2 separate regions of the Homo sapiens genome follow, and region 2 is linked to region 1. Evidence: chromatin loops called from intact Hi-C (ENCODE). Cell type or tissue: HCT116. All regions are shown on one strand. Each heading gives the region's core, and the rest is flanking DNA. Links, peaks and the distances in the headings are about the cores only.

Region 1 (10,836 bases), core at 1,199-9,198:
GCAGCCAAAAGACACATGAAAAAATGCTCATCATCACTGGCCATCAGAGAAACGCAAATCAAAACCACAAGGAGATACCATCTCACACCAGTTAGAATGGTGATCATTAAAAAGTCAGGAAACAACAGGTGCTGGAGAGGATGTGGAGAAATAGGAAAATTTTACACTCTTGGTGGGACAGTAAACTAGTTCAACAATTGTGGAAATTAGTGTGGTGATTCCTCAGGGATCTAGAACTACAAAGGGATATTTCTTAGCCCATTGAGGCCTATAGTGAAAAACAGAATAAAACGCATAAAAACTAGAAATAAGATACCTGTATAAATGCTTCGTGGTGTGTGCATTTATCTCACAGTTTAACATTCACCAGGCTGGAAATGTTTTCATTCACCAGGCTGGAAATACGATTTTTGTAAAATCTACGAAGGCACATTTCAGAGCCCCTTGAGGCCTGTAGTGAAAAGCCAAATATCCAGCAATAAAAACTAGAAAGAAACTATTTGTGAAAATGCTTTATGATGTGTAGATTTATCTCACAGAGTTTAACTTTTTTTTCATTCAACAGGTTGGAAACATTCTTGTTGTTGAATCTATGAAGGGACATTTCTGAGACAATTGAGGTCTACAGTGAAAAACAAGATATCCTGCAATAGAAACTAGAAACAAGTTATTTGTGAAAATTCTTTGTGATATGTGGATTCATATCACTGAGTTTAACTTTTGTTTTTATTTAACAGGTTTGGCAACACTCTTCTGTAAAATCTACAAAAGACATTTCTGAGATTATTAAGGTGTACTGAATAACAAAATATCCCATGATAACAACTAAAAACAAGCTATTCGTGAAAATGCTTTGTGATGTGTAAATTCATCTTACAGAGTTAAACTTCTGTTTTGATTTGACAGGTTAAAAACACTCGTTTTATACTATCAGCAAGCAGACATTTCTGAGTCCATCGAGGCCAACAGTGAAAAACTGAAATTTCCATGATAAAAACCAGAAACACCAGCTATCTGTGAAAATGGTTTGTGATGTGTGGATTAATCTCACTGAAAGAAATCTGTGTTTCCATTCAACAGGTTGGAAAAAATCTTATTGTAAAGTCTGCAAAGGGACATTTCTGAGCCATCTTGGGATAAGGGAAAAACCAAATTTTCTACAATAAAAAGTAGAAACAAGTTATTTGCCAAAATGCTTTAAGATGTGTGGATTCATCTCACAGAGTTAAACCTTTGCTTTGATTCAACAGGTTGAAAATACTGTTTCTGTAGAATCTACAAAGGGACATTTTTGAGCCCAGTAAGAGCAATAGTGAAAAACTGAATATCACACCTTAAAAACTACAAACAAGGTATCCATAAAAACGTGTTGAGATGTGTGGACTCATCTTACAGAATTAAACCTTTATTTTGATTGAATGGATTAAAAACCACTAGTTTAGTAGAACCTACAAAGGGACATTTCTGAGCCCATTGAAACCTATATTGAAAAATGGAATATGTCTCCTCAAAAACTAGAAACAAACAATCTGTGAAATTGCTCTGCAATATGTGAATACATCTCATAGAGTTATACCTTCGTTTCGATGTGACAGGTTGTGAACATTCTTTTTTTGTAAAATCTATGAAGGGACATTTTTGAGCCCATGAGGCCTATATTTGAAAATTGAATTTCCCTTGATAATAACTGGAAACAAGTTACCTGTGAAAATGCTTTCAATGTATGGATTCATATAACAGAGTTAAATATTTCTTTTGATTAAAAAAATTGTAAACCATGTTTTTGTAGAATCTACAAAGGATCATTGCTGAGCCCCTCGAAGGCTATAGTAAAATGGGAATGTCTCACGATAAAAAGTAGAGACAAGCTATCTGTGAAAAAGCTTCCTAATGTGTGAATTCATCTTACCAAATGAAACCTGTGTTTTGATTGACCAGGTTGGAAACACTCTTTTTGTAGAATCTATGAAGGGACATATCAAGCCCATTGAGGCCTACAGTGAAAAACAGAATTTTGCATGATAAAAACTAGAAATAAGCTATTTGTGAGAATGCTTTCGTATGTGTGGATGCATCCCAAATAGTTAAACTTCTGTTTTTGTTTGCCAGGTTGGAAAAACTATTTTCGTAGAATCTACAAAGGGATATTTCTGAGACCATTGAGGCCTGTAGCAAAAAGTGAATATCCTGTGAGACAAAATAAAAGCAAGCTATCTGTGAAAATGATTTGTTATTTGTTCATTCATCTCATTGAATGGAACCTGAGTTTTTATTTACTGGGTTTGAAAAAGTATTTTGGTAGAATCTATAAAGAAAAATTTCTGAGCATATATAGACCCATAGTGAAAAATCAAATATCCCGTAACATGAACTAGGTTGAATCTACCTGTGAAAAAGCTTTGTGATATGTGGGTTCATCCCACAGAGTTAAACTTTTGTTTTGATTCAATAGGTTGTAAACACTCTTTTTATAGAAGCTACAAAAACTCATTTCTGAGCCAATTGAGGCTTACAGTGAAAAACCAAATATCATGCGATAAAAAACTTGAAATAAGCTACCTGTAAAAATTCTTTGTGATGTGTGGATTCATCTCACTGAATAAAACCTGTACATTGATTCACCATGTTAATAACACTTATATAGAATCTATGAAGGAACATTTCTAAGCCCATTGAGGCTTGTAGTGAAAAACAATATTCCATGATAAAAACTAGAAAAAAAAATCTGTGAAAGTGCTTTGTGATGTGTGAATTCGCCTCACAGAGTTAAACCTTTTTTTGATTCAACAGGTTGGGAATTCTCTTTTTGTAGAATCTATGGAGGGACATTTCAGAGCCCATTGAGGCCTATAATATAAAACTGAATATCCCATGAGAAAAACTAAAAACAAGCTATCTCTAAAAATGCTTTGTGATGTGTGGATTTATCTCATGGAGTTAAAAGTTTATTTTGATTCAACAGGTTGGAAACACTCTTTTTGTAGAATCTACAGATGGACATTTCTGAGCCCACTGATGCCTACAGTGAAAAACCAAATCTCCTGTAATAAAAACTACAGACCAGCTATCTGTGAAAATGCTTTGGGATGTGTGGATTTATCTCACAAAGAAAAACCTTTGTTTTCATTCAACAGATTGGAAACACTCATTTTGTAGAATCTACGAATGGACATTTCTGGTCCCATTGAGGCCTGTAGTGAAAAATTGAATATCCTGTGAGAAAAATTAAAAACATGAAATCTGTGAAAATGCTTTGTGATATGTGGATTCAACTCACAGAATGCAAACTGTGTTTTGATTCCCTATTTGGAAACACACGTTTTGTAGAATCCACAAAGGGACATTTCTGAGCAAACCAAGGCTTATAGTGGAAACTCGAAAATCTCAAGACAAAAACTAAAAACAACCTTTCTGTGCAATGCTTTGTGATGTGTGCATTTATCTCACCGAATGGAACCTGTGTTTTGATTTACCAGGTTGGAAACACTCTTTTTGTAGAATGTACAAAGAAACACTTCTGAACCCATAGAGGACTATAGAGAAAAAACAAATTTTCTACTATATAAACTAGAAACAAGCTATCTGTGAAAATGCTGTGGGATGTGTGAATTCATCTCACAGATGTAAACCTTTGTTTAGATTCAATAGGTTAGAAATACTCTTTTTGTAGAATCCATGAATGAATATTTCGGAGCCCATTGAGGCCTATAGTGAAAAACGGACTATCCATCAATGAAAAGTACAAGCTATCTGAGAAAATGCTTTTGTGATGTGTGGATTCTTCTCACAGACTTAAACCTTTGTTTTAATTTAACAGGTTGGAAACACTCTTTTTGTAGAATCTACAAAGGAACATTTGTGAGTTCATTGAGTCCTATAGTAAAAAACAGAATTTCCCCCAATAAAAACTAAAAACAAACTCTCTGTGAAAATGCTTTGCATTGTGTGGATTCATCTCAGAGTTAAACCTTTGTTTTGATACAACAGGTTGTAAGCACACTTTTTTTGTAGTATCTACGAAGGAACATTTTGTGGCCCATTGATAACTACAGTGAAAACCTGAATTTTCCACAATAAAAACTAGAAATAAGCTATCTGTGAAATGCTTTGCAATGTGTAGATTCATCTCACAGACTTAAAACTTGTTTTAATTTAACAGGTTGGAAACTCTGTCTTTGTTAGATCTACCAAGAGACATTTCTTAGCCCATCGAGAAGTATAATGAAAAAACAAATTTCTCACTATAAAAACTAGTAACAACCTATTTGTGAAAATGCTTTGCAATGTGTGGAATCATCTCACAAATTCAAACCTTTTTTTTTTGATTCAACAGGCTGCAGACACTCTTCTTATACAATAAACAAATGGACATTTTGAAGCCCATTAGGCCTATAGTGAAAAACCGAATTTCCCGTGATAAAAATTAGAAACAAGCTGTCTGTGAAAATGCTTTGCAATGTGTGGATTCATGTCAAAGCAGTAAACCTTTGGTTTTTTTCAACAGTCTGGTAACACTCTTTTTATAGAATTTACCAGAAGACATTTCTGAGACCATTGAGGCCTCTAGTGGAAAACTGAATATCCTGCAATAAAAACTACAAACAAGCTATGACAATGCTTTGCAATTTGTGGATTCATATAACAGAGGTAAGCCTTTGTTTTGATTGAACACTTTGGAAACACTTTTATTGTAGAATCTACAAAGGCATATTTTTGACCCATTGAGGCCTATACTGAAAAAAACCAAATATCTCATGATAAATACTAGAAAAAAGCTATGTGTGAAAATGCTTTGTGATTTTTGGATTCCTCTCACTTAATAGAACGTATGTTTTTATTCACCAGGTTGGAAACACTTTTTGTAGAATCCACAAAGTGACATTTCTGGACACAATAAAACCATGGTGAAAAAGTGAATATCTTGTTATAAAACCTAGAAACAAGCTATCTGTGAAAATGCTTTGTGATATGTGGTTTCATCTCTCATAGTTAAACCTTTGTTTTGATTCACAGGGTGGAAACACTTTTCTTGTGGAATCTATGAAAAGATATTTCTGACCTGTTGAGGCCTATGCTGAAAACACAAATTTCCCATGATAAAAACTAGAAAAGAGCTATTTGTGAAAATCCATCGTGATTTGTTTCTTCTCAAGGAATTACACCTTTGTTCTGATTCAGTAGGTTAGAAACACCTTTTTTGTAGAATCTATGAAGGGACATTTCTGAGCCCATTGAGGCCTCCAGTGAAAAACTGAATGTCCTGCGATAAAAAGTAGAAACAAGCTGTCTGTGAAAATACTTTGTTATGTGTGGATTCATCTCACTGAATGGAATCTGTATTTTGATTAACCAGGTTGGAAACACTTCTTTTGTAGAATATATAAAGGTACATTTCTGAGCCCATTAAGGCCTATGGTAAAAAATCAAATATCCCACCACAAAAATTAGAAACAAGCTCTCTGCAAAAATGCTTCATGCTGTGTGGCTTTATCTCACAGAGTTAAGCTTTTATTTTGGTTCACCAGGTTGGAAACATTTTGTTTTTATTTGTAGAATCCAAAAATAAACATTTCTGAGCCCATTGATGCCTGTAGTGAAAACTGGAAATTTTCAAAATTGAAACTAATAACTAGCTATTATTAAAAATGCTTTGAGATGTGCGGTTTCATCACAATGACTTCCACCTTTGTTTTGATTCAACAGGTTGTAAACACTCTCTTTGAAGAATCTATGAAGGGATATTTTTGAGCCCATTCAGGCCTATAGTGAGAAACTGAATATTATGCGATAAAAAGTCAAAACAAGATGTCTGTGAAAATTCTTTGTGACAGGTGGATTCATTTCACCAAATAGAAGCTGTGTTCTTATTCACTAGGTTGGAAACCCTACTTGTAGAATCTACAAAGGGACAGTTTTGAGCCCACTTAGGTCTATACTAAAAAAAAAACAACTGAATATCCCATGAAAAAAGGTAGAAAATATGGTGAAAAATCAAATATCCCACTATCAAAACTAGAAACAAGCTGTCTCTGAAAATACTTGTGATGTGTGGATTCATCTCACCAAATGGAAACTGTGTGTCAATTTACCAGGTTGGAAACACTCTTCTTGTAGAATCAACAAAGGGATATTTCAGAACCCTTTGAAGACCATTGTAAAAAATGGAATATCCCTCGATAATAACTAGAAACAAGCTACCTATGAAAATGCTTTGTGGTGTATGGATTCATGTAGCCGAATGGAACCTGTGTTTTGATTCACTGATTTGGAAACACTCTTTTTATAGAATCTATGAAGAAACATTTGAGAGCCCATTGAGGTGCATCATGTAAAGCCAAATATCCATGATAAAAACTAGAAACAAACTATATGTAAAAATGCTTTGTGATTTGTGGACTCACCTTGCAGATTTAAACATTTATTTTGATTCCACAGCTTGGATACCCTTTTTTTGTAGAATCTACAAAGGGACATTTCTGGTTCCATTCAGGCCCATAGTGAAAAATTAAATTTCCTGTGATAAAAACTAGAAATGAGATATCTGTGTAAATTCTTTGTTATGTGTGGATTTATCTCAAAGTGTTTTACCTTTATTTTGATTTAACAGGGTGGAAACACTCTTTTTGTAGGATTTATATTGGGGCATTTCTTACTCCATAGAGGCCAGTTGTGAAGAACTGAAATTTTCACTATATAAACTAGAAACTAGCTATTTGTTAAAATGCTTTGTGATGTGTGTATTCATCTCAAAGAGTTAATGCTTTGTTTTGATTTAACAGGCTGGAAACACTCTTTTTGTAAAATTTATGAAGGGACATTTCTGACCCCCTTTGGGGCCCATCCTAAAAAAACAAATTTCCCAGGATTAAAACTAGAAACAAGCAATCTAGGAAAATGCTTTGCAATGGGCAGACCCATCTCAAAGAGTTGAACTTTTGTTTGCATTGTACAAATTGGAAACACTCTTTTTGTAGAATCTACAAAGAGACATTTTTTAGCCTGTTGAGGACTATAGTGAAAAACTGAATATCCTACGATCAAAACTAGAAACATGCTATCTGTCAAAATGCTTTGTGATGTGTGGATTCATCTAATTAAATAGATCCTCTGTTTTGATTCACCAGGTTGGAAACCCCCTTATTGTAGAATTCGAGAAAGTGACATTTCTGAACTTACTGGAGCCATGTTGAAGAAGCAAATATTTTGTAATAAAAACTAGAAAAAAAGCTGTCTGTGAAAATACCTTATAATGAGTGTATTCATCTCATCAAATGTTACCGGTGTTTTGATTCACCAGGTTGGAAACACGTTTTTTATAAAATCTACAAAGGTATATTTCTGAGCCCTTCAAAGCCTGCAGTAAGAAACTGAATATCATGTGATTAAAAATTAAAAGCAAGCTCTTTGTGAAACTGCTTTGTGAGTTATGGGTTCTTTTAGATGTATAGATTCATCTCACAGAGTTAAAATTTTGTTTTTATTACACAGCTTGGAAACACTCTTTTTTGTAGAATCTATGAAGAAATATTTCTGAGCACATTGAAGCCTATACTGAATAGCTGACTATCCCACAAAATAAATGAAAACTGTAGTGAAAAATCGAACATCCCATGATGAAAACTAGAAACAAGCTATCTCTGAAAATACCTTGTGATATGTGGATTCATCTCACTGAATGAAACCTGTATGTCAATACACCAGGTTAAAACACTCTTTTTGTAGAATCTACCAAAGGATATTTCAGATCCCTTTGAGGCCCATTGTGAAAAACCAAATATTCTCTGATAAAGGCTTGAAACAAGCTATCTGTGAAAATGCTTTTGGATGTGTGGATTCATCTCAGAGATTTAAACCTGTGTTTTAATTCAACTGGTTGGAAACACCTTTTTGTACTATCTACAAAAAAATTTCTGAGCCCATTGAGACCTATAGCAAAAAAATGAATATCCAATGATAGAAACTAGAAACAAGCTATCTGTAAAAGCTTTGTGATGTGTGGGTTTATCTAACGGAATGAAGCCTGCGTTTTGATTCACCAGGATGGAAACACTTTATTGTACAATCTGCAAAGGGACATTTCTGAGCCCACTGAGGCCTATAGTGAAGAATCTAATTTTTGCTACAAAAACTAGAAAGAAGTAATCTGTGAGAATGCTTTGGAATGTTTGGATTCATCTCACAGAGTTAAACTTTGTATTGATTCAAAGAGTTAGAAACACTTTATTTGTAGAACTTACTAATAAACATTTCTGGGCCCTTTGAGGCCTATGATAAAAAAACTGAATATCTCCTGATAAAAAGTAAAAAGAAGCTATCTGTGAAAATGCGTTGTGATATGTGGATTAATCTCACTGAATGAAACCTGTTTTTTGATTTACCAGGTTGGAAACACTCTTTTTGTAGAATCTACGAAGAAACGTTTCTTAGCTCATTGAAGCCTATAATGAAAAACTGAATTTCCTGTGATAAAAACTAGAAACAAGCTATCTGGGAAAATACTTTGCAATGTGTAAATGTATCTCACAGAAATAAACCCTTTTTTAATCCACAGGTTGTAAACACTCATTTTGTGGAATCTATGAAGGGACATTTCTGAGCAATTTGAGGTCAACAGGAAATAACTGAATTTCCCAGAATAAAAACTACAAAAAAACTATTGGCAAAAATGATTTGTGATGTGTGGATTTACCACAAAGAATAAAATATTTGTTTTGATTCAACAGGTTGGAAACACTTTTTGAACAATCAACAAAGGAATATTTTAGAGCAAATTGAGGCCTTTCATGAAAAACTAAATGTCCCACGATAAAAACTAGAAACAAGCTATAAGTAAAAATTATTTGTGATGTGTGGATTAATCTCACCAAATGGAACCTTTATGTTGATTCACCATGTCAGAAACACACTTTTTGTACTCTCTATGAAGGGACACTTCTGATATGCCTGATGCAAATAGTGAAAAACAGAATATCCCACTATTAAAACTGTAAACAAGCTATCTGTGAATATGCTTTGGAATTGATGGATTCATATTACAGAGTTAAATTTTTGTTTTGATTTAAAAGGATGGAAACACTCTTTTTGTAGAATCTATGGAGAAACTTTCCTGAGCACATTGAGGCCTATGATAAAAACAAGTGTCTCACAATAAAAACTAAAAACAATCTGTCTGTGAAAATGTTATGTGCTGTGTGGATGCATCTCACCAAATGGAACCTGTGTTTTGATTCACCATCTTGAAAACACTTTTTTGTAGAATCTATGAAGAAACATTGCTGAGCTTTTTGAGGCCTATAGTGAAAAAACGAATGTCTCATGATATAAATTAGAAACAAGCTATATGTGAAAATGCTTAGTGATATGTGGATTCCTCTCACAGAATTACACCTTTGCTTTGATTCAGCAGGTTGGAAACTCTCTTTTTGTAGAATCTACAAAGACATTTCTTAGCCTACTGGGTCATATAGTGAAAAATTGCATATCCCAAGATAAAAACTAGAAACAAGCTATCTGTGAAAATGCTTTGCAATGTGTGGATTCATCTCACAGGCTTAAACCTTTGTTTTGATTCAGCAGGTTGAAAACCCTCTTTTTGTAGAATCTAGGAAGGAACATTTCTGAGTCCATTGGGGTCAATACTGAAAAACTGAATATCCCCTTAGAAAAACTAGGAACAAGCATCAGTGAAAATATTTTGCAATGCGTGAATTCTTCTATCAGTTATGTTTTGTTTCAGCAGGTTGGAAACACTCTTTTTGTAGAATCTACAAAGGGACATTTTTCAAGCCCATTAATGCCTATAGTGAAAAATGGAATATCTCAAGATAAAAACTAGCAACAAGCTTTTTGTGAAAATGCTTAGTGATGTGTGGATTTATCTCACTGAATGGAACCTGTATGTTGGTTCATTACTTTAGAAACATTCTTTTTGTAGAATCTAAGAAGGGACATTTCTGAGACTACTCAAGCTTGTAGTGAAAAATGGAATATCCCACGATAAAAGTTAGAAACAACCTATCTGTGAAAGTGCTTTGTAATCTGTGGATTAATCTCAAAGAATTAAACCTCTGTTTTGATTCCACAGGTAGGAAACACTCATTTTGTAGAATCTATCAAGGAACATTTCTGAGCCCATTGAGGCCTATAGTGAAAAATCGAGCTTCCCACAATAAAAACTAGAAAGCTATATCTGTAAATGCTTTGTGATGTGTGGGTTCATCTCACTGAATGAAACATATGTTTTTATTCAACAGGTTGGAAACACTCTGTTTGTATTATTTTTGAAGGGACATTTCTGAGACCTTTCTAGACAGCTGGGGACAGTCAGGAGTCTCTGCCATTAAAAATGCCTGAGGTCGCCCAGGTATCTCTATCGTTAGAATGCCTGGGTTTGGTCGGTAGTCTCTCCCATTAGAATGCCTGGGGTAGCTCAAGTGTTCCTATAATTAGACTGCCTGGTGATGGCCAGGAAACTCTCATTAAAATCAAAATTTTATGCCATTAACTAATTTTATGCCATTAGGATGCCTGGGGTTGTCCAGGTGTCTCAACCTTTAAAATCCCAGGGGTTGTTCAGGTGTCTCTATTATTAGAATGCTTGGAGTCGGCCAAACGTCTCTTCCATTAGAATGCCTGGTGTTGCCCAGGTGTCTCAATCATTAGACGGCCTGTGGTAAGCAGGGAGTCTCTCCTACTAGAATGCCTAAGGTCACCCAGGTGTCTGTATTATAAGAAGGCCTGGGGTTGGCCAGGAGTCTCTCCCATTAGAGTCCCTGGGGTTGGCCAGGCGTGGTGGCTCACATCTGTAATCCCAGCACTTTGGGAGGCTGAGGCAGG
Region 2 (10,836 bases), core at 1,183-9,182, 79 kb before region 1:
AGGTAACTAGTAATCAACCTGTCATTAAATCCTGGCACTCTGTCTGCTCTGGGTGCATGTACTAGTTAGCTATTGCTTGATTTAAAAAAAATCCAAAATGTATTATCTCATGATTGAGACGGTCAGCAATTTAGGCTGGGCTCAGTGGGGTCATTCTTCTAGTCTAAGCTGAGCTGCTTCAGGCATGTGTGGTCAACTGCTTGTTGACTAGGCAGCTGTGATTCTGAGGGTGAGCTTTTGCTTCTGGGGCTATCTAGATTGGAACTATGTTTATCCTCCTTATGTGATGTTATCCCCCAGCTGGCTAACATGGACTTTCTCTCATGGAGATGGTAGCGTTCTTAAAAAAAAAAAAAAAAAAAAAAAAAAAAGAAGCATTCAAGACCTTTTGAACCTAGGCCTGAAACTAGCACTCTTATCATGTTCACAGGCTTCTAATGGCCTGTGAAAATAAGGTCAGCCAAATTTAAGGTTTTGTAAACAGATTCTGGATCTTGATGGGAACAGCTGTAAAAGCACCTGGAAATGGACATGAATACAAAATAAATGTCAGAAATTGCTTCCATTTTTGCAACCATTATCACTTTGTCTTTTGCCTTTATAGAATTCTTCCAAGTCAAAGAACTTGTCCAAAGACCCACAACTGCTAATTGGTGAAGCTAAGACTCAGTATCATCTCTGTCTTACTTTATAGCTCATGTACCTTCATGATCACACCACTCAATTAGCTGGCCTAGACCTTTTTAGTCGTGAAGAGTGACACTTCTACAATACAAGCTAGATTCCTTCTAGATATGGGCCCATATAGTACTGTTTAACATTGAACTGGATGTGGTGGCTCATGCCTGTAATCCCAGCACTTTGGGAGGCTGAGGTGGGCAGATCAAGATATCAGGAGTTCAAGACCAGCCTGACCAACATGGTGAAACTCTGTCTTTACTAGAAAAACAAAAATTAGCTGAGCATGGTGGCACGAGCCTGTAATCCCAGCTACTGAGGAGGATGAGGCATGAGAATCACTTGAACCTGGAAGAAAGAGTGTTTGAAATTCTTGTTCCCCAGTGCCATAAAGAAATAGCACTTGAACATAAATTTAATTTATTTAGTAAGGTCATTTTTACTTCCTGCAGAAAGGGTACACTTGTCAGCAGTTTTACCACGAGAGTACACTTAACAAAGGAGACAGGGTCATTTATAACCTGACGCATCCACCCTACTGCAGTGTCCAGTTTCCATTGGCTGGAATGGAAACTCACATTCTGTATTTGTCCCGATTGGCTAGCAACTTAGAACTTTTTAAAAGAGGCAAAGGCAGAGGAGAACAAAGGAAGGAGAAGTAAGTTGTGGAATGCTGAGAAAGGTAAAAACACTTTTAAATAAGGAAGAGGAACAGGCTATGACCTAATGCTTGCTTGGACCAGTATAAGCATGCCAGGGCAGATATTCAGGCTAAAATGTGGGAGCTAAGAACATAAAGTACATTGATTTCTTTATTATGGCTAGCAGATATTTAAGAATGTTAGCACTGGTCTTTGAATAAATTTTGCTTCTAAGAGAAGTTACTATTTATTCCTAACTAGATGGGGAGGAAAGTCTTTAAAGAGGAAACTCTACTTTACTTTTTACAATATTCCTTCTCTTTTTATTTCATAATTCATCTTCAAACTTGTTTAATATGTTTTGACTTAATTACTTTTTTTGTCCTTCTAAGATAAGTAATTTTTTTTGAACTAGGTGGTGGAGAGTTAGGAGTTAACTCTGTAAGAGTGGCAGAGACAAGTTTTTATATAAAACTTTGAAGGTAGGGAATAACATAACAGTCTACAAGAATAAGTACACCAATAACAATAGTGAACAAGGTGAGAATTGAAGGTAAAATTCCTTTTTATTCACTGAACTAATGTTTTAATATTTTAGAAAAGGGGTTATTTATTTTAGAATTTTTGGCAAGTTTATCGGATAGGGCTGTTAACCTTTGTAGCTCTTTTGTTATAGTTCTATCAGGGTCAGTATTATCAGGAACATAGGTACAATATTGAGTTTTGTATAAAACATTTAATTTATTGGTATTTGTGGGGAATTAGACACATTACTACTGTGTTACAACTGAGCCATTAATTTTGTAGCTTCATCAACATTAACTGGTTTGCTTTCATGACACTGCTGAGGAATCAATTCTTTCGGCAGAGGTTCCAATATTGAGTTTCAATTATGACACAAATATCTCCCTTTTCTGCTAATAGTATATTGAAAGCTATTTTATTTTTCTAGGCCTTCTGGCCAGTAGATTCTAATTGCTTAGCTATCTCTTTGATGGCATCCTCAGTGTAATTTATGAATTGTTGTTAATGGTAAGAGATAGAGTTTATTTAGCCTACTTTTTTTTATAGTTACTTACCCAAATAATGTGGTTTTGAATTCTGCAAAATCAAATCTATTTGATTTTGTGCTTTAATCTTATCTGGCATTTCTCACAGGACCTTAATAGCATTTATGTAAACCTGAGGATTAAAGGATTCATAAGGAGTTTTTGTTGGCCTGCAAGTGTTTTGTTTTTACCTTTTTAGATTGATGAAATGCTAGGGTAAAGGGGATAGCCAATTGGATTAGAGCACAAGTACTGCTCCAATTATTTGGCAGAATATACAGTAAAGGTCTTGTACAGTACCACCATACATTTGTTTGGGGATGGCTAAGCATGGACTGATGGGCAAGATCTTGGGAAGGCTTGAGCTCCTTGCATCCTTTAATGCTTCCAAGGAACACTAAATTTTCCTCCTGCTGTGAGAGGCATGAAGTAAACTTGGCATTTAGAAGTGCAAGCTGGACTGACCTAGGCGGCTGACACACAGGGTGTTGTATTTCAGGAAATAGCAGAGAGAGCTCAGTATGTTGGATTATCTCAAGCAGTGGGATTTTGAAAAAGAGCCACCATAGAGTCCCATAGAGTCCATATCTGGTTGACGAGGAGATTATCCGAGTGGAAAGGGGATAATCTGGGCTGCTTGCCTACCGTGCATACAAGCATAGTAATCGCTTTTATTTAAAGTGTGAATGGATTTAGTCCATTTCAGCCAGGCATTTATTTGTATCTTGATATTTTGTCTTGATGGCTAAGGTCTATTTTAGATCTCTTATTTTTATAATATACACCCTAGTTTTATTAGATGTAGGAGCAACCAGTGTGGGATCTAGATCTGAGGCTACTGAAGAAGGGGAAGATGGGGGAATAATGCATATTTTAAAAATACCTGGGGGGTATTTTTTATTTATGTCAATCCTTATACCATAGAATCAACTAAAGGCAGGTCTAGAGTTAGTTAAGGTGGAGGTGCTGATAAAGAGGACAGGGTTATATTGATAAGGCTGACAGTTAGAAGGGGTACTCCTTTTAGTGAAACAGATGAGGGGTTTTAGATCTGCACAAACCTTTTAGTGGACGTCCAATTTTGCTCCTGGGTAGTTTGAAGGATGTAGTCCCGTTTACTACAAGGTTGCCAGGTGGTAGGAGCCGAAAATCGACCTCTTGGCTGCAGGTCATTATAACGAATGTGTGCTAGGGGTAACTGTGTCAATTAGAGGGCTGGGACATAAATATTTGTGTGAAAAGCGTAGCCATTTTTGATCATTTACATTTCCCCAAGGTATGACAGAGCAAGTATTAAAGGCAATAGTCTGAGGTGAGTCAGACTTAGTTACATTAATAACAAAGGAGATAACAACAGAATAAGGAAAGGAAAGGAAGCAATATAGAAGGTATATGAAAGTTAATCTTTCTTTAACATTCACTTAGTAGGGCTTGATCTTAGTACAGTAACCCATGATTCTGAGAGGAAGATGTTTTCCTGACTTGAGTATGGTGGATCTATTTTCTTTTTTCTGGGCTGTGCAGACAGCAGTATTAGTGGTTAACAGCATAAAATAGGGTTCTTCCGAGGCTGGCTTGAGTTTTTTCTTTCTATCTTTTGATGAAGACGTCATTTTCAGGCTGGTGCTGGTGTACTGGAAATTCTAGGTGTGGTACCTGTGCTAAAAGACTTTTAGTTTCGAGGGAAGGGAAAGTGAAGATAAATTAAGTATATAATTTCTGCTGCATATCCTGGGGCTTGAGGCCTCATGGTAACGACTCCTGCTCCATTCCTGCTTAGCGCCAGCCAGGGGATGCTGCAACTCTGCCCCCTCTTAATGTCTTGGCCTTCTTGTGGCCTTCACCGACCCTGCAAACTGTAAACTTAAGGATGAGGGGCCTTGTGACTTACCTGGCTGCCTTTGGGCCTTAAGAAAGCTAAACACCATTTTATATTTGACAATGTTGTTTGTATGATTTTATACTAGATAAGTTAAATTTTATCTTTATATTAATGTGCTATTAATGTTAAACTTAATTATAATAAAATCTTGCAGATGTTATTTATCCAATTTTAATGTCTGACTATAAGGTAAGACTTTTATAGACTCTTTTTAACTTTCTATAATTTTTGGTAAAGAGCAGGCTAATGCTTCAAGAAAAATACATTGTGCTTTAATTTTAATGTTCAGTTCACAGAAAAACTGAATGATACCCTTTTTAACTTTAGCCAATATGTTTACACACAGAATTTCTTTTACAATTAACATTTTAAAACTTGCTTAAACTTATAAAACAAATTTTTTAAATCTTCAGTGTAGGTAAAAATTGGTATTTTTATTCCTCCTTATAATCCTGTTATTAAGAGTATATTTTTCTTACATACCTTGTACATAAACTATTTTTAAAATAATTTTACATTCAGGAGGCCTAATTAATTTTAAATTATACAATATTTCTTGTATAAATTCCCTTTTATAGCTTTTCTTATGACTTTCATAGAGAATCTTCAACATGTCTTAACTATCTGCCTTCCTTTTACACTATTTCTTTTCCTGGTTTCACCCTCTGTGTCTTCCTTTGATTTCTGTCTCTTCCAGTTTCTCTCTTTTTCTTTCCCTCTATTTCTCTCTCTCTCATTTGCACTCTATTTTCCTCTCTCTTTGTCGTCCTGTTTCCCTTTCTTCTCCCAAGTTCTCCTGCTCCTGCCACAAGTGGGGCTGGGCCACAACACGGCCCCGCCCCCGTATACCTGCTGCCTTCTCTTTCTCCTTTTGTTTTTCTTTTCAATTCCCCTTTTTACTTTTTTTCCTTTCTTCTTACACTTAGTTTCTCGGGCTGGGTGGGATTTGTGCGGCTGCGTTCTGGGCCCTGGGCAGTCACTCGCCTAGAGGCTTGGCAGATGCCTGCTGCAAATTGCAAGAATTATGCCTTTTCACTTCCTCTCTCTCTCTCCTGGTGCCAGCCCCACCCTCTTTCTCACATAGAGCCAGGCTGGGAAGAGGGACTTAACCCTTGGTGTGCCTGTCTGGCTGTTTGGCTCTGTGCTTGCTGTTTTTGCTTTCTTTCTCTCTGACTTCGTCTCCTAGTTTCTTTTTCTTTCCTGCTGGTCTTTCCTTTATCTCTGCCAGCCACCTATGCTGCTGTTTTTCCCTTCCTTCTCCTTCCTTAGGGGAGGGACAGGCAGGAGTGGAGCTACTCTTTCTTTCCCCAAGAAGAAAGGAAAAGCGGTTCTGAATATCTTACTACTGGAGGTTTGTGCGAGGTTCAAGCCCCCACCATGGGGATTTCTCACCTCTTTCTGAGGTTCAACCCCCCTCATGGGGATTTCTCATCTCTTTCTGGGGTTCAACAGCCCCCATGGGGATTTCTCACCTCTTCTGGAAGTCCAACCCCTGCATGGGGATTTCTCACCTCTTTCTGAGGTTCAACTCCCCCCTGGGAATTTCTCACCTCCTTTTGAGGTTCAATCCCCCACTCATGGGGATTTCTCACCCTTTCTGAGGTTCAACCCCCCTTATGGGGTTTCTTACCTATTTTTAACCTTCAAGACATCCCAACTAAGGGATACTTTACTGTCCCTGTGGTTTTTCTCTCCTTGGTATGTCCTAACCAAGGAATGCTTTACTGTCCTGTGGCTTTTCCCTTAGTCCCAACCACCAAGGAAATACTTTACTGGCTCCCACGGCTTCTTCTTCCTTGGTCTGTGCACAGAGTCATCCCACAGTATGTGAGGATCCTTTGAGCTAGGTTGCTGGCCAGTTTCTTTCTTTCTTTCTTTTTTTCTGCATTGCTGAGAGTCCAGGTTTATTCATCACACTGGGTGGGTCTCAATTTCTCAACCACGAGGACTCCTGCGATGAGGTAGGGAAGCGTGCTCCGTCATGAGAGAGAACTGGAGACTTCCCCTGGAGGAGAATGTATTGACATATGGATTGCCACCAAATTGTTTGAAATGCTTGTTCCCCAGTGCCATAAAGAAATAGCACTTGAACATAAATTTAATTTATTTAGTAAGGCCATTTTTACCTCCTGCAGAAAGGGTACACTGACTAGCAGTTTTGCCATGAGAGCACACTGAACAAAGGAGACCGGGTCATGTATAACCTGATGCGTCCACCCTACTGCTGTGTCCAGTTTCCATTGGCTGGAATGGAAACTCACATTCTGCATTTGTCCCAATTGGCTAGCAACTTAGAACTTTTTAAAAGAGGCAAAGGCAGAGGAGGACAAAGGAAGGAGAAGTAACTTGTGGGATGCCAAGAAAGGTAAACACACTTTTAAATAAGGAAGAGGAACAGGCTATGACCTGGTGCTTGCTTGGACCAGTATAAGCATGCCAGGGCAAATATTTAGGCTAAATTCTGGGAGTTAAGAACATAAAGTACATTGATTTCTTTATTATGGCTAGCAGATATTTAAAAATGTTAGCACTGGTATTTGAATAAATTTTGCTTCTAAGAGAAGTTACTATTTATTCCTAACTAGACGGGGAGGAAAGTCTTTGAAGAGGAAACTCTACTTTACTTTTTACACGGAGGTTGCAGTGAGCCGAGATTTTGCCACTGCACTCCAGCCTGGGTGACAGAGCAAGACTCCATAAAAAAAAAATAAAAAAAAAAACATTGAGAAAGTATTTCCCCTTGAAAATTGCAGAAGTGGGCACTCCAGCCTGGGTGACAGAGCAAGACTCCGTCTCAAAAAAAAAAAAAAAAAAAAAAAGAAAGTATTTCCCCTTAAAAATTGCAGAAGAGGGCCAGGTGCGGTGGCTCACACTTATAATCCCAGCACTCTGGGAGGCCAAGGCGGGCAGATCATTTGAGGTCAGGAGTTTGAGACCAGCCTGGCAGAAACATGATGAAACCCCATCTCTACTAAAAATACAAAAAATTAACCAGTTGTGGTGGCATGTGCTTGTGATTCCAGCTACTCAGGAGGCTGAGGTGGGAGAATGGCTGGAACACAGGAGGCAGAGGTTGCAGTGAGCTGATATTGCACCATTGCACTCCAGCCTGGGAGACAGAGCAAGACTCTGTCTCAAAAAAAAATAATAATTGCACAAGCACAAGGCATCTCACACCTGTAATCATGGCACATTGGGAGTCTGAGACAAGGGAATCACTTGATATGAGGAGTTCAAGACTAACCTGTGCAACATGGTGAGACCCTGTTCCACAAAACAACAACAACAACAACAACAACAAATCAGCTGGGCATGGTGGCACATACCTGTAATCCCAGGTTCTCAAGTGCCTGAGGCTGAAAGATTGCTTGAGTTTTGGAGGATGAGGCTGCAGTGGGCTGGGATCAGTCATATTATTGTGCTTTAGCCTGGGTGATAGAGTGAAACTCTGTCTCCAAAAAATTTGCAGAAGCATTTTGGAAACACAAAAACAAAACTAAAAAAAAAGCTAAAGAAACCAAATTTAGCAGAGTTTAATTGAGCAAAGAATAATCTGCCAATTGAGCAGCTTGTGAATCACGAGTAGACTCAAAGAGACTCCAGCATGGCCACATGTTGGAAGATGTATGGACAGAAAAAGCAAGGTGACATACAGAAACTGGGAGTGAGGCACAGAAACAGCCAGATTGATGACAGCTCAGATTTTTAAAATTTGAATATAGTTTGAAGAGTTGACCCCATTTGATTGGCAAAAATTTAATGATTAGCACAAGAACATTTATAGACTGTTTACACGTCCAGTTAGGTTTTAGATTACCATGTACAAAAAACCCTATTGACAGAAATTAAACATAAAATGAGGTAGCTTTAGGCTAAACTTAATTTAACAGTTTCCCTATTTTGATCATCCTAAAGTATCCAAGTTTGAGATATGCCAAAATTTTAGATATTGGTATCACAGTATCACCATGATAAATGTACTTATTTCATCTCAAATTCCACTGGGAAATAGAACTTTGGATTTGGTAAAATAGGAACAAGAACTTCAGGTTGTTATTTTTTAATAAAAATTAGAGTAAAAAAGATCTTTTTATGTTAAAATCTGCTGTTTACAAAAGAAAAACAAAACCAGGTTGTTTTTAGAATCTACCTATTTTCTCAAATTCTCAGTTTGATTATGTCACATTTAGCATGAGTGATTCCATTTTTGTTTTGTTTTGTCTCATCTGTTGTACACTGTTCCTAGTGTACAAGTTCAGTCCAAAACAATAGACTCCAATAATTTTATTTAAACATTATTTTACTGCAGGTGCAGTGGCTTATGCCTATAATCCCAGCACTTTGGGAGGCCAAGGTGGGCAGATCACTTGAGTTCAGGAGTTCAAGACTAGCCTGGCCAATGTGGTGAAATCTCATCTCTAGTAAAAATAGAAAAATTAGCCTTGTGTGGTGGTGCATGCCTGTAATCCCAACTGCTGGGGAGGCTGAGGCAGGAAAATTGCTTGAACCTGGGGGGCAGAGGTTACAGTGTGCAGAGATCGTGCCACTGCACTCCAGCCAGGGTGATAGAGCAAGACTCCTTCTCAAAAAAAAAAAAAATACTTTCGGTTAAGTTCTCACTTAGATGAGAGTGTGACCAAAACTCAAATCACTACTGCCAATCACAGTTATTATTTTGGGTTTCTATACTTATCATGCCATTTATAGGTTATAGTGTTCATATAGTCTTTGAGGGTTTTTTGTTGTTTGTTTGTTTTTTGAGATGGAGTTTTGCTCTTGTTGCCCAGGCTGGAGTGCAATGGCACCATCTCAGCTCATTGTAAACTCCTCCTCGTGGGTTCAAGCTGTTTTACTGCATCAGCCTCCTGAGTAGCTGGGATTATAGGCAGGCACCACCATGCCTGAATAATTTTGTATTTTTAATAGAGATGGGGTTTCTCCATGTTGTTCAGGCTGGTCTTGAACTCCCGATCTCAGGTGATCTGCCCTTCTCGGCCTCCTAAAGTGCTGGGATTACAGGTGTGAGCAACTGAACCTGGCCTTTGTTTTGAGTTTTTGTCATTTCAGTTAAGAACAATTTGGCATTCTAGAGACTGCTGTATGTATGCACACATTTATAACTTTTGAGATAATATATTGCACCAGGAAGACCATTATTTTCACTATCAGGAAGTTAATATCAATAGAGTTTGGAGTATGCTTTTTCTTTTTCTGTTTTTTTTTTTTTTTTGACAGAGTTATGCTCCATTGCCCAGGCTGGAGTGCAGTGGTGCAATCTTGACCCACTGCAAACTCTGCCCCCTGGGTTCAAGCAATTCTCCTGCCTCAGCCTTCCCAGTAGCTGAGATTACAGGTGCACACCACCAGGCCTGGTTAATTTTTTTTTTTGTATTTTTAGTACAGACAGCATTTCACCATGTTGGCCAGGCTGGTCTCGTCGAACTCCTGACCTCAAGTGATCCACCCACCTCAGCCTCCCGAAGTGCTGGGATTACAGACGTGAGCCACCGAGCCTGGCTGTAGTATGCTTTTTAACCAGGGTCCCCATGAACAAAACCACATAAAATAAAGTAGATCAAAATAATTATCCAGATAAATGATTTACTCATTTCAATCAAGCAGTCTGTTCATTAATCTCCTATGACTAAATAGCATTAATATCTGATGTATTACAAGTGTTAGCAACTAAACAGATACTTCTGTTTATCCAATAAATAATCTAGAGAGGCCAAGCATGATGTCTCACACCTGTAATCCCAGCACTTTGGAAGGCCAAGGCGGGCAGATCACCTGAGTTCAGGAGTTCAAGACCAGCCTGGCCAACATGGTGAAACCCTGTCTCTACTAAAAATACAAAAATTAGCCAGACCAGACATTGTGGCTGGTGCCTGTAACCCCAGCTACTTGGGAGGCTGAGGCAGGAGAATTGCTTGAACCCAGGAGGCGGAGGTTGCAGTGAGTCAAGACCATGCCATTGCACTCCAGCCTGGGCAACAACAGCAGAACTTGGTCTCATAATAATAACCATTATTATTATAAATAATAACCATTATTATTATTATAAATAATAACCTAGAGAAATTTGATTTTTTCGCATAACTTTAATAAGAAAATTTAAATTCTATTTTGTATCCATACCCTTTACTGCAAAATCTGCTATAGAGACTATTATGGTAGATAAATTTCTAATTATTGTCTAATTTACTCTAAACCACGGGAAAAGAAACCTAACAAATAGTGCCCATTCAGAAAAGTCAAGGCCTCCTGACAATGCAGTTTAAAAAATTCTCTTTAGCTTATAAGGTCGTTTAAGAACAATGAACCAATGTTCTGTTTCTTATATTATGAAGCAACAAATATCCCATTAAAATTTCTCATCCAAATTGTTCTTTTATCTTTCATCTATCAAAACATAAGTTTATCCATATATAAGATTGGCTGCAAAAACCTCTAAATATACAAGTATACCCCTGGAGTGAACACAAGATAACCATTTTTATTTCTATTTTTATAGAGCCATAAGCAAGAATATAACTGTGAGCTAAGAGTGTCATAGAAACAGAGATATATTGATGTTTTATATAGT

What was found. Peaks named below come from ENCODE experiments on the same cell type or tissue, not always from the same donor. Only the 100,000 strongest peaks of a DNase experiment are listed, where the experiment ranks them.
Region 2: a loop joins it to region 1, with 3 times the contacts of the local background. A loop is called at or near these places in 2 of 110 quality-filtered maps.

The regions. Positions count from the first base shown.
Region 1 is chr16:35,673,012-35,683,847 of GRCh38, forward strand. No RefSeq gene overlaps it. Among named protein-coding and RNA genes, the nearest start is that of LINC02167, 68 kb to the right of the region's middle. In HCT116, for the core only: a CTCF peak has its summit at 4,585; no DNase peak of the experiment used is centred there.
Region 2 is chr16:35,593,840-35,604,675 of GRCh38, forward strand. No RefSeq gene overlaps it. Among named protein-coding and RNA genes, the nearest start is that of LINC02167, 150 kb to the right of the region's middle. In HCT116, for the core only: no CTCF peak of the experiment used is centred there; a DNase peak (open chromatin) is centred at 5,322; H3K4me3 peaks cover 1,317 bases; H3K27ac peaks cover 927 bases.